Regions from separate parts of the Homo sapiens genome. Here region 2 is linked to region 1. Evidence: chromatin contacts called from ENCODE Hi-C or POLR2A ChIA-PET data. All regions are on one chromosome and are shown on one strand. Each heading gives the region's core, a stretch centred on a gene start or an enhancer-like site at or near the end of the contact. The rest is flanking DNA. Distances are from core to core; before and after follow the strand shown. Region 1 holds the start of ITSN1 (intersectin 1). Region 2 holds the start of BRWD1 (bromodomain and WD repeat domain containing 1).

Region 1 (5,536 bases), core at 1,061-3,560:
ACAAAAAGAGCATAGTTAATCTTAGAAATATTTCATTGCACAAGGCTGGCAGCTTTATCTTGTATGGCGAACTACCTCACTTTCAAATCTAAACGTCTTATCCCCTGCTGTAAGCTGGAACAGAGGCATCGATAAGGGAAATTAGTGATAAAAGGTAGTAATTATACACTGCAATGGCTGCGGGATCTGATTTAGAAGTCATAACTGACCCGAGTTTGAATCGGGGCTTTCCTACTTATTAGCGGTATGACTTTGGGCTACTTAATTTTAACCTTTCTGGGCCTGAGATCCCATATCTTAGATAATAATAGCAGTTATCTCAGAGGGTTGCCATAAGGATTAAATAATACCTGCAAAGCACTCAGCGCAACATCATACTTTCAGAAATGTTGGCTATTTTGACTATTATTTCTGTAAATTGGGCACATCTCAATTACAGAGAATCTCTAAAGTAGTTCTGAATCCCATCTCATAGAGTTGCAAAGGGTTTGGTCAATGCAACCTTATTTTTCCCACCTTTTAATTTCTGCAGTAGGCTACTGTAGCAGCCACTAGCACAGGTGGCTATTGAGCACTCCAACTGTGTCTAGTCGGAATTGAGATGCGCTGTTAAGTGGAAAATACACATCAGATTTTGAAGATTTAATTTTGAAGAATTAATTTTTTAATTTAATTTTGAAGATTTAATACGAAGAAAAGAACGTAAAATCTCAATTTTTAAATATTTGTTTAAGCGTTGAAATGATAATGTCTCAGATATACTAGGCTAAATGAAACATATAATTAAAATTAATTTCACGTGTTTCTTTTCACTTTTTAAATGTAGCTACCCCAAAATTAAAATGACATAAGGGACTCGCATTATATTTGTACTGGACAGAGTTCAGGTAAAACCTTTCTACTCATAACGTGGACAGCAGCACCTGGGAGCTTCTTAGAAACGCAGATGTTCGGCCCCGACCCAGACCTATCCCAAGGCGATGCTTACATCTCGCTCCAGATGATTCCGCCGTTTAGCATAATGAAGAGGGCCGATCTGGCTCAAAAGCCACATACAGCGAATAACTACTAACTGCTTTCCGAAAACAGCAAAGTGATGAGGAAGAAAGAAGTGGCTGAGAAGAAGTAACAGAGAAAGAAAAAGACACTCAAATTCTAGGAACAAGAAGCAGAGGAGAAAAACCCAACCTGGGAGATTAAGTGGAAGGGCACTCCCAGACCTCTGCCTCCATAAAAGTAGAGGGAGATGCAAACTGAGATAAGACCTACAATCAAAACCCGTCAAGGTCCAGGAAACTGTCCCTCAAATCTAGTCTTACCCACCCCTCAGCGGCCTCAGCTAAGCTAGGCCTGGGCCCGAACAAGTCCCAGGTTAGGGTTCGACGCGAACCACCATCCTCCCCAGGGCTGCACGGTTCTGTGGGGCATCTCTCCACCTTTCGCTTAAAGGCCCGTTTCCCAAGACACAGGACGCGTTTCCCGGGGCTCACCTGCCTCTGAGCCGCCCCAACGGCCTGCACCTTCACCACCGCCACCTTCCAGTCCTTCGTCAGAGAGCCCGCCCCCTGCTCCCATTGGTCAGGCCGCTCGTCACTCCTGAAGGGCGGGGTCGGACTCGCGAGGCTGTCCAGAACGCCATGGCAACCGGTCTCGGAACTACATCTCCCGTCATGTTCCGCTCGGGGGCGGAGAAAGAGGCGAGGCCCCGCCCCAAGGACTACCAATAAATGGGCGAAGTTGGAATCGCCCGGATGGGTTCCGTTTTATGCAAATTTTAGCCGAAGACCACACCCTTCCTCATTCCAACCATAGGCCCGGCCAACCCCTTTGGGTTGTGCTTCGCCTTTTTCCTTTCCACATTATTCTCTCCTTGAAAACCTCCAATAATTAAGTCAATTAAGTGCATCCTATCTAGTGTCTCTCACGGCAACGAGCAGATGCACCGAAATCGTGCAACAAAATCTCCATAAACCACGATAGGCAACCTCAGACCATAAATCTCCTGTTACGCCTACATGGGGAGGAGGGGGAGAGTGCTAATCCTGCCCCCACACAGCCCCTGCTGATTGGCTCATTCGGCTTGTCACTCTGTTGTCTTACATTTCTTTGGCTCACCCTCTTTGGGTTCGCACGGTGGGCGGGGCCAGTGGTAGGGGGTGGTGAGAAGGTGCGGGCCCCTTCTTCCAATTGGCTGGCGGTTTCCCCACCCACTTATGGGCGGAGATGGATGGTGGATGGGGGGCGGGGGAGGCAGCGGAGGGAGATGAGGAGATAGGCGGGAGCGAGGGAGCGAGGGAGGGAGCGAAGGAGGTAGAGAAGAGTGGAGGCGCCAGGGGAGGGAGCGTAGCTTGGTTGCTCCGTAGTACGGCGGCTCGCGAGGAAGAATCCCGAGCGGGCTCCGGGACGGACAGAGAGGCGGGCGGGGATGGTGTGCGGGGCTGCGGCTCCTGCGTCCCTCCCAGCGGCGCGTGAGCGGCACTGATTTGTCCCTGGGGCGGCAGCGCGGACCCGCCCGGAGATGAGGTGAGGAGAGGGCTGCAAGGCGGCGGCCTGGACCACGGGCGGCTGCAGCGGGGGCGGGGGTCGGCGCGGGGGTCTGCGCGATGGCTGCCCGGGGCATCCGTCCCGCGCCCGGCGCTTGTCTCCCCGGCCGCCCTTAGCCCCTCGCCGCGCGCCCGAGAGACGGCAGCGGCTGCCCCTCTGCCTTGTCCTTCCCGTCCTCGGGGGTGGCGGCGGAGTGGCGGGCGGACCCGCACTGGGAGGCCGGGGGCCGCGGTGGGCCGTGGGGTGGCGGCCGCGGGACGGGCGTGGGGATGAATGGGCGCCGCGGCCCCGCCGCCGAGCGGGCTCCCTCCTCTCGCGGGGACCCCGGGCGGCCGCTCCTTCCCGGGCTGACCTCGCTGCCCTCGGCCGCCGGCGAGGGGCGGCCCGGCCTCGCCTCCCGCCGGCCTCCCGGGGACCCGCGTTGGCGGGAGCGGCGCCGCCTCTGCCTGGAGCCCCGGCTCCTTCCTCGGCCCCTCGCTCGCAAGCCTGCAGAATCCTGGGTCAGTGAAGGGCAGGCAATGCCGTTCGGCCCCAGGGCGCGCCGCGGGGCCGCCCCTGAAGGCATTTAAAGGGGAGCGTCTTCCGCGCCCTGTGAGCGCGTCCCCGGGTCCGCCGCGTCCCTTCCCTTCTTACGCACCGACACGGTTTTGTGGTGTGGACCCAAGACACAATTGCAGTCCCTTGCTTGCACGAATGCAATCCGAATTCCCAAAAAAAGGAAACCGGCGAGGAATCGGCCGCACCTTCCTGCGCTTCTGCTTGCCTTGGGATTAGAAAACAACTTCGGAGATTACATTTCCTATGGGCAATCTTTTGTTGTGATTCAGACTCAAGAAGGCTTTGCTTTGGAAGAAATAGATTAGCGGCTTCTCTGTGGAGTTGGAGGCTATAGAGATTTTTATAGCCTCTTCAATATGAAAGTTTCCTCTAGAACTTTGCCATCATCAGTGCTATTCTGAGGGCAGCAGCAACCTGGAAATTTAGATACATGCAGGCTCCGGCCAGATGCGTTTCTTTGTGCTTGTCTGTTGGCATTCTTCTCTTGCTGCTCCTCTTGATCAAAACGTACAGATAATAAAGGCAAGGCCAATGAAGAGGGTAGATAATAACAGCAAATCCCATACAAACAAATGCCTCTAGAAATTCTCAGTTCTGTCAGCGGGGAGGCAGTTTTGCTAATCCCGTGGAACGGATGAAAAGAAAGGCACAGAGATCTCATGGATTATGTAGTGGACAGGATGTGAGGGCAGGAACTGGGGCCAGGACCCAGCAGGCCAGCTGGTTTGCATGGTGCCACTCTAAACCCCCAAAATATGAATAGGAGGAATGTATTTGTTGGGATACCTTTATTTTTAGATGACTTTAAGGTTGAGAGTGCAGAAGCTTAAACATCCTTCATAGTTATTATTTCTTAGTTTATCTCTGAGAACAAAATATGTTTCTGTTTAAAATTTCTTTTACTGGTGTGCTTGAAACGTTATTTTGATGGGAGTTTCCTTGTAAGTAAAAACATTGAAAAATACATACATATGAAAGAAAAATCCTTAGTGCAGATGGGTTTGTAAAGAATCCAGGGACTTTTAAGTCATATAAATTAAGAAGTGAGGGACACTAATTTGATGATGGTGTTAAAATTATTTCAGACACCTTTAAGTAGTCCAGTGGAGATCATTTCTGATAGTATGATCTTTTTTTAAAAAAATGGTATTTCTTTATCTAGGAATGCTTCTGTTGAAATTGCTACGGCGCATGGTACCGTCACAAAACTCTTTTATTATTCTGCCTGAGTAAGAGAGGAAATGAACAAATTTTTAATGTACTTTGGAACCCTGCGGATTGCACAGATACTAAGCATTGTGAAATAGGGCATAAAATGAGTGGTAGCAAGTTAGTTCTGTGAAATGTTTGTCGCTGTTAGCATTTTTTTTTTTTTTTGGCAGTCGACTAGCAATTTTCTTTTCCCTAAAGCTTATCTTCAATATTGGTAGTAGAACCTCTGCTCAAGTTTATCTTTTCCCCAAGTGCCTAGACTGGGACAAACTATCAAGCCTCCTGTAAGAGATTAAGGAGGAGCTGCTGGTAAATTCCTTTCCTTTTTTTTTTTCTTGAGGCAGGGTCTGGCTATGTCACAGGCTGGAGTGCAGTGGCGCAATCTTGGCATACTGCAGCCTCGACCTCCTGGGCTCCAGTGATCTTCCCACCCCAGCTTCCAGAGTATCTGGGATCACAGATGCACGCCACCATGCCCAGCTAATTTTAAAATTTTTTCTAGAGACAGGGTCTCTCTGTGTTGCTCAGGCTGGTCTAAAACGCCTACCTTAAACGATTCTCCCACCTAGGCAGCCTCCCAAAGAGCTAGGATTAGAGGAATGAGCCACCATGCTTCGTCCAAATTCCTCTACTCTAAATTATCTTTTTAATTTGCTAACATTTGTGAGTTGTAGAGAATTGATGACACGAGAGTTGGGATTATATTATGCACCTCAAATTCTTCTGCCATAGAGCTGTTCCCTTCTGAATGATCACTTCCTCCTGAATGGCTCCACTTAACTGGTTGGGTTTCTTAAAGTGTGGGCCTCAGATCACTTACATCAGCATTAATGGAGGCACTTGTTAAAAATATAGGTTTTGGGCATGGTGGATCAAACTTGTAATCCCAACACTTTGGGAGGCTGAAGTAGGAATAGCTTGGGCCCAGGAATTTGAGACCAGCTTGGGCAACACAGGGAAACCTGGTCTCTAAAAAAAAATTTTTTTTAATATTCTGGGCTTAGTGACTCGTGCCTATATTCCCAGCTTTTCTAGAGGCTGAGGTGGGAGGATCTGGTTCGCTTGAGCCCAGGAGATGGAGGCTGCAGTGAGCCATGATTGCCCTACTGCATTCTAGCCTGGGCGACAGAGAGAGCGAGCCTGTGTCCAAAAAGTAAGTAAGTAAATAAATACATAAAAATAAATACGGGTTTCTGTCACCTCGCTTCAGAATCAGACAGCT
Region 2 (5,536 bases), core at 1,916-4,415, 5.7 Mb after region 1:
CATCTCTACTAAAAATACAAAAATTAGCCAGGTGCCTGTAATCCCAGCTACTGAGGAGGCTGAGGCAGGAGGATCACTTGAACCCAGGAGGCAGAGGTTGCAGTGAGCCGAGGCTGCTCCTCAAAACAGACTGTCTCAAAAAAAAAAATTATTATTATTCAAATTTGATGATATACAGCGGTGCATTACATTATTCTCATTTGTGTACATCTGAAATACTTCTTTTTTGTTGTTGCGTTTCGAGACAGGGTCTCGCTCACCTAGGCTGGAGCACAGTGGCTTGATCAGGGCTCACTACATCCTCAACCTCACTTTAGGCAGGTCTAGAACTCCTGGCCTCAAGCGTCCTGCCAAAGTGCTGGGATTACAGGTGTTAGCACCGCAGCTGGCCTGGAATACTTCTTAATAAGGTATTTTTAAAAGACTTTGAAAGTTTAGAAACGATACATATACCATTAACAAAAGAATAATTCTCTACACATGAGGCTCATCATCACTCAGTCCTGGGGGACTGGAGGGCAGAGAGGAAGGTAAAAAAAGAAAGGACACCCACCAGACAGACCAAATCAGGGAGGCAATGATAGATGCCATATGTCATAGCCAAATCACAGCCATATTATCACAGAATTTAAGTGATTTTAAACAATAGTAAGTAGGGTTTTAAGCAATTCTACCAACAAAAGCCAAAAAATTTATATAAATTTTTTTTTTAAAAAAAAGAAACTAGGCCTTGCTCCATCTCCCAGGCTGGAATGCAGTGGCAGGAGGATAGTTCAATGCAGCCTCAAACTCCCAGAGTCAAGTGATCCTTCCGCCTCAGCCTCCGAAATAGCTGGGACTACAGGCACGCACCACCACAGCCGCCTAATTTTCTGTTACTTATTCTTTGTGGAGACAAGAGTTGGTCTGAACTCCTGGCCTCAAGTGATCCTCCCACCTCGGCCTCCTAATGTGCTGAGATTGCAGCCATGAGCCACTGCACCCAGCCCCTATAAATGTATTTTAAAAGTAACTTTTCCAGTAGTTACAGCACTACATTTGTTTCAAGTTATTTTCTCTCAGGTAGCACGACAACAGCGTCATAACCAGTAATGCTTTTCCGCTTCACCGATAAGGCTATATTATCCGTGAAGAAAACTAAAAGAGGGCATCCTTTAAATGTTTCCTCAACGTTTACAAAAATAAACTATCTCAAAATGTCAAACTCAACACATTGCCATCAGAATTTTTAGAACTCATTCCCTTGAAAACATCCACTGTTAAAGTGTTTACTTCAAAATCTAAGAAAGCAAATATTAAAATTATTTATTACTTGCACCAGGCTTCAAGTGTTAACTGTTCATGGAAATAACACATCCTCTGGTCTCTTCTGTTGTCTAATTCAAAACCAGTAATCTTCTACCACTTTTTTTTCTTCTTTTCACTTGCCACCATACTCTACCACTCAAGTGTTACAGGTCTTCCAACTGTGGTAAAAGATCACTCAGAAGCTCTTTTCTTTCTCAATTGTTTTCCTTATACAAGATGCTGAATATGGCCTGGCAATTAATGAATTCCTTTATCCTAATAACGAAACGGCAAAAATATATTCCTGAAAAATGTCTCCAGTAAAAACAAACGAATCCCTGCAACTGCTGTAACTATAGATAAAAGCAAGTTATATAGAAACATTAACCAAGTTCACAAAAGAAATGAGACTGTAATGCAAGATTAACCGAGCTCAAAAGAAAAGTGCCTATTTAAAGCACTTTATTGTGTTATCTACAAGATCAGTGTGAAACTCATCAATCAACTACTGCGTTCAACAAATATTGTACAGTAGAAAGGAGCACAAGCACTACAGTGGCATATTCATACAGCTGCAAGATTTTTATGACGCTGCTGACAAAACAAAAAATAAAAAGCTCAACACAAGAACATTTCTCCACCTTCAGAGACCAATGATTCTATTCCTAGGGAACAAGTGGGGGGACAGACCCGGGCGGGGCAAGAGCAGCGAGGCCAATCAGAGCGCGAGTTACAAGCGCGGTGGAGCGGGGAAGCGAATGAAACCGCCCAGTTGAATGGCTGGCTGCGCACGCCACACCCCCGCAGAGGCGGCCGCACCTGGAGCCCCACCCCTGCCGCAGGACCTCCGCGAGTCGCCCCCACCGCTCCGCCCCGCGCCGCCCCCAATGACTGTTTCCTGCCAAAACAAACCTGGCCGCCTCAAAAACAAAACAAAATCTTCAGCCGGGAACGCAGCTATCCCCGGGCCGCCCCCCAGTGCGGGTCACACTTTGCACCCCACGGGCCGGGGTCCCCGCGAGGGGAAGGGGCGGGGGCGGGGGGCGGTGCACGGAAAACCCGGGGAGCAAACGTGCCCAATGCTCACCAACTCCTCGTAGCTCCTGTTGTGCTCGTTGCCCTCCCAGTCCAATCTCTTCGGCAACAACTGGAAAGACACGAAACGCACACGAGTGACCACCCCTCCGGCGCGGGGGGGGCGGGGGGCGGGGGGCCGGGGGCGGGCGGCGGGCGGCGGGCGGGGGGCGCGGGCGAGCATCCCTCAGGGCAAGGTCGGCAGGAGGAACCCGAGGGAGCGCGGGGACGGGCGCGCACAGACCTGGTACTGCTCCAGCTCCTGCACCAGCACCTGCGGCCGAGAGACGCGCGGTCAGGGGTGGGGTCGGGCCCGGGGCGCTCCCGTTTCACCCCCGCCCACCACCCGCGACCCCCGGCGGCGGGGACACTGGGGACGCCAAGTCCGCAGCCGCCCGCGGGCCCGCACTCACCTGGGCCGCTCTCCGACACGGGCCCGCCGATAGGTACCGGGCGATAAGGAAGTACAGCTCTGCGGGAAGACAAGGAGTCAGGTCAAGCCCCGGCGGGGAGGGGAGGGGGACGGGGCCAGGGGAGCCGGGGGAGCCCGGGGAGCCGGGGAAGCCGAAGCAGCCGGGAGCGCCAGGGCGGGGGTGGCACGGCCTCGCGTCTTACCCGACTCGATGAGAGGCACCGGGCGTCGGGCGGACGACGGCTCCGCCATGGCCGGGCGCGGGGCGGGAGGCGGGAGCGAGCGAGCGAGCGGAGCGTGTAGGCCGCGCCGAGGCCTGACCGGGCTGGCGTCCCCTCTTCTCAGGCGCGCGCCGCCGCCGCCGCCGCCGCCGCCATACCGTGCGCGCCGCCTGGACCGACGCCTCCGCGGGGGAGGAAGTAGTTCCTCCGCGGGAGACGAAAAGTAGTCCCTCCGCGGGGGGCGGGGGTTTGCGCCAAGAGAGGACCGGAGCTCGTGTCCCGCCCGGGGAGGCGAACCTCGCTCAGCTCTCTGCCTCCGGGGACTCGATGAGGAGAAAGTGACGCGGAGGCAAAGACCTGGGCGCCGCAGCAGCGAGTGGGGGAGGGGAGGGCGCGTGGTCCGAATCCCTGCGCGCAATGAGGCGGCTGCCCGGGCTTTGTGAGGCGGCAGCGCGACGCCGGGTGGCCCAGCAGCGGGCGGGTGCCGGGGGCGGAAGCGCGGCCACAAGAGGGGGCGATTCACCGCCGCCCCCCGTGGGACCTGGGTCCTCTACGCGGGACCGCAGGGGCCCCGAGTCGCGGGTTGGGCAAGGTCGCCCGCTCCGGGTCGCTCGGAAGGGTCATTTCACGGACCGGTCGTCTGGGGCCAGTGCGTCTTGCCCCGCACGGAAGACCCCTCGCTTCGAGGACAGGAAAGCTTTTAAAGTGAGGATTGGCTCGCCGCGCCTCCCGCAGAGGGGAACGCCGCCCGGACCCGCGCTCCTGGGGCGGGGGCCTCGTATGCTGGCGTTGCCGGAGCGTCTGCGGCGCTGAAGGCTGCCGAGACCCAGCCACATCCCCCACAAGCCAGCAGCCCGGCAGAAAATTACATAAAATGCAGCGCTTCGCCGAGGGGGTGCGAGTCGGGGGAGCAGCGCGCAGCTGCGGCTGACGGCTCGGCTGGATCCATCCAAGCATGGACAGGAAAACGGGACTGTGGGGAGAGGGTGGTGCAGACGGGCCGCAGACCCTCCTTAGGAAGAGAAGCCGGAAACTAGGGAGTCATGTGCAGTTAGAATCCTCTTGGAAGACTAGTAGGATGTGAGGTTGGAGAGGTGGACGACGACCAGAAAATTCCCTTGTCTTGCCAGGCTTCTGACCTAACTATGAGTTTCCTCCGCGCATCCAGCCTGCCCTGCTCTGGCCCCTAAAGTACAGCAGTAACACTCAGTGGTGTCCCTGCCTTCCTGGAATGCGCGTTAACAATTCTGATTCTTACTCATGGCAATAACCTACACACCACATAGACGTTAAATGTGGTTCGGGTCAGACTCTAGGGCAGGACTCACTGCCTGCACCTTGTCTTGGCTCCACCAGCTTGACCTTGAGCAAGTCACAACCTGTGGGTCTCAGTGTTCCTTACTAGTAAACCGTAGGTAATTCCTCACTAGTAAACAGATAATATTTGTGCCTGTCTCAAAGTTGTGAGGATTTAATGAATTTGTGTTCCTGGTATACAGTAAGCACCGTGTACAAGTTGGCTTTTATTTACACCAAATAGCAAAAGCTTTTATTTATTTTGAGACAGGGTCTTGCTCTCAGGCTGGAGTGCAGTGGCGCGATCTCACCTCACTGCAACCTCTGCCTCCCGGGTTCCAGCGATTCTTGTGCCTCAGCCTCCCGAGTAGCTGGAATTGCAGGCAAGCGCCACCACGTCCGGCTAATTTTTATATTTTTATATTTTTAGTAGGGACGGGTTTCACCATGTTGGCCAGGCTGGTCTCGAACTCCTGGCCTCAGGTGATCCACCCGCCTTGGCCTCCCGAAGTGCTGGGGATTACATGCATGAGCCACTGCGCCTGGCCAAAAGCTTTTATATATATTTATAAATGGACATAGATATCTGTGAGGCTGTCGGGTATGGTGGCTCACGCCTGTAGTCCCAAGCACTTTGGGAGGCCGAGGCAGGCGGATCACGAGGTCAGGAAATCAAGACCATCCTGGCCAACATAGTGAAACCCCCGTCTCTACTAAAAATAAAAAAATTAGCCAGGTGTGGCAGTGCGCGCCTCTAGTCCCAGCTACTTGAGAGGCTGAGGCAGGAGAATCGCTTGAACCCCGGAGGCGGAGGCTGCAGTGAACCGAGATCGCGCCACTGCACTCCAGCCTGGGCGACAAGGCGAGACTCCGTCTCCAAAAAAAAAAAGCTATTTGTGAGGTAACAATCTAAATATGTTTGAGCTAGTGCAACAGTAAGTTAACTCCTTACATCTGTTAATTCAGCAAGCACTAACAAGTGATGGAGATTAAAAAAAAAAAAGGAATGAGCCACAGCTTTGCCATCAAAGACTTCAGCGTCTCTTAGGGGAAACAGATGTAAGCAAATAATGACACGATTTAGGGCAGAGATATATCAGAAGATCAGCTTGCCTGTGCGTGGGGGAAATGTTAGGGAAGTTTGGGTTATCCAGGCTACAATGTGTGGAAAGGGATTTCGCACATACAAACAACAGAGGGCCAAGACATGAATATGATTTCTAGTTTAAGGAACCAGAAGTTTAGT

The links. Hi-C counts contacts between places; a loop is a spot of excess contacts on that map. ChIA-PET counts read pairs that join two places held with the same protein, here RNA polymerase II (POLR2A). Pooled maps may share reads with other maps.
Region 2: a pooled map shows a loop between it and region 1 (15-fold over the local background). The contact joins the promoter of BRWD1 here to the promoter of ITSN1 in region 1. A Hi-C loop is called at or near these places in 1 of 37 single-sample maps with no recorded cell type and 7 of 50 pooled maps. POLR2A ChIA-PET finds 5 or more read pairs at or near these places in 1 of 52 experiments (naive thymus-derived CD4-positive, alpha-beta T cell).

The regions. Positions count from the first base shown.
Region 1 is chr21:33,640,191-33,645,726 of GRCh38, forward strand. It overlaps ITSN1 (intersectin 1), which reads left to right and starts at 2,311. Exons shown (of 40, transcript NM_003024.3): 1 at 2,311-2,523. CRYZL1 (crystallin zeta like 1) reads right to left here and starts at 1,551. Exons shown (of 13, transcript NM_145858.3): 1 at 1,491-1,551. RefSeq lists an enhancer at 1,290-1,699 and silencers at 2,170-2,509, 2,520-2,619, 2,940-3,069.
Region 2 is chr21:39,310,467-39,316,002 of GRCh38, forward strand. It overlaps BRWD1 (bromodomain and WD repeat domain containing 1), which reads right to left and starts at 3,166. Exons shown (of 41, transcript NM_033656.4): 1 at 2,977-3,166; 2 at 2,775-2,833; 3 at 2,606-2,635; 4 at 2,375-2,434. The coding sequence starts at 3,025. BRWD1-AS2 (BRWD1 antisense RNA 2) reads left to right here and starts at 3,441. Exons shown (of 1, transcript NR_111942.1): 1 at 3,441-4,449. BRWD1-AS1 (BRWD1 antisense RNA 1) reads left to right here and starts at 5,241. Exons shown (of 3, transcript NR_046655.1): 1 at 5,241-5,349. RefSeq lists silencers at 1,940-2,339, 2,360-2,439, 2,630-2,879, 2,990-3,049, 3,120-3,229 and 1 more and enhancers at 3,959-4,654, 4,655-5,349.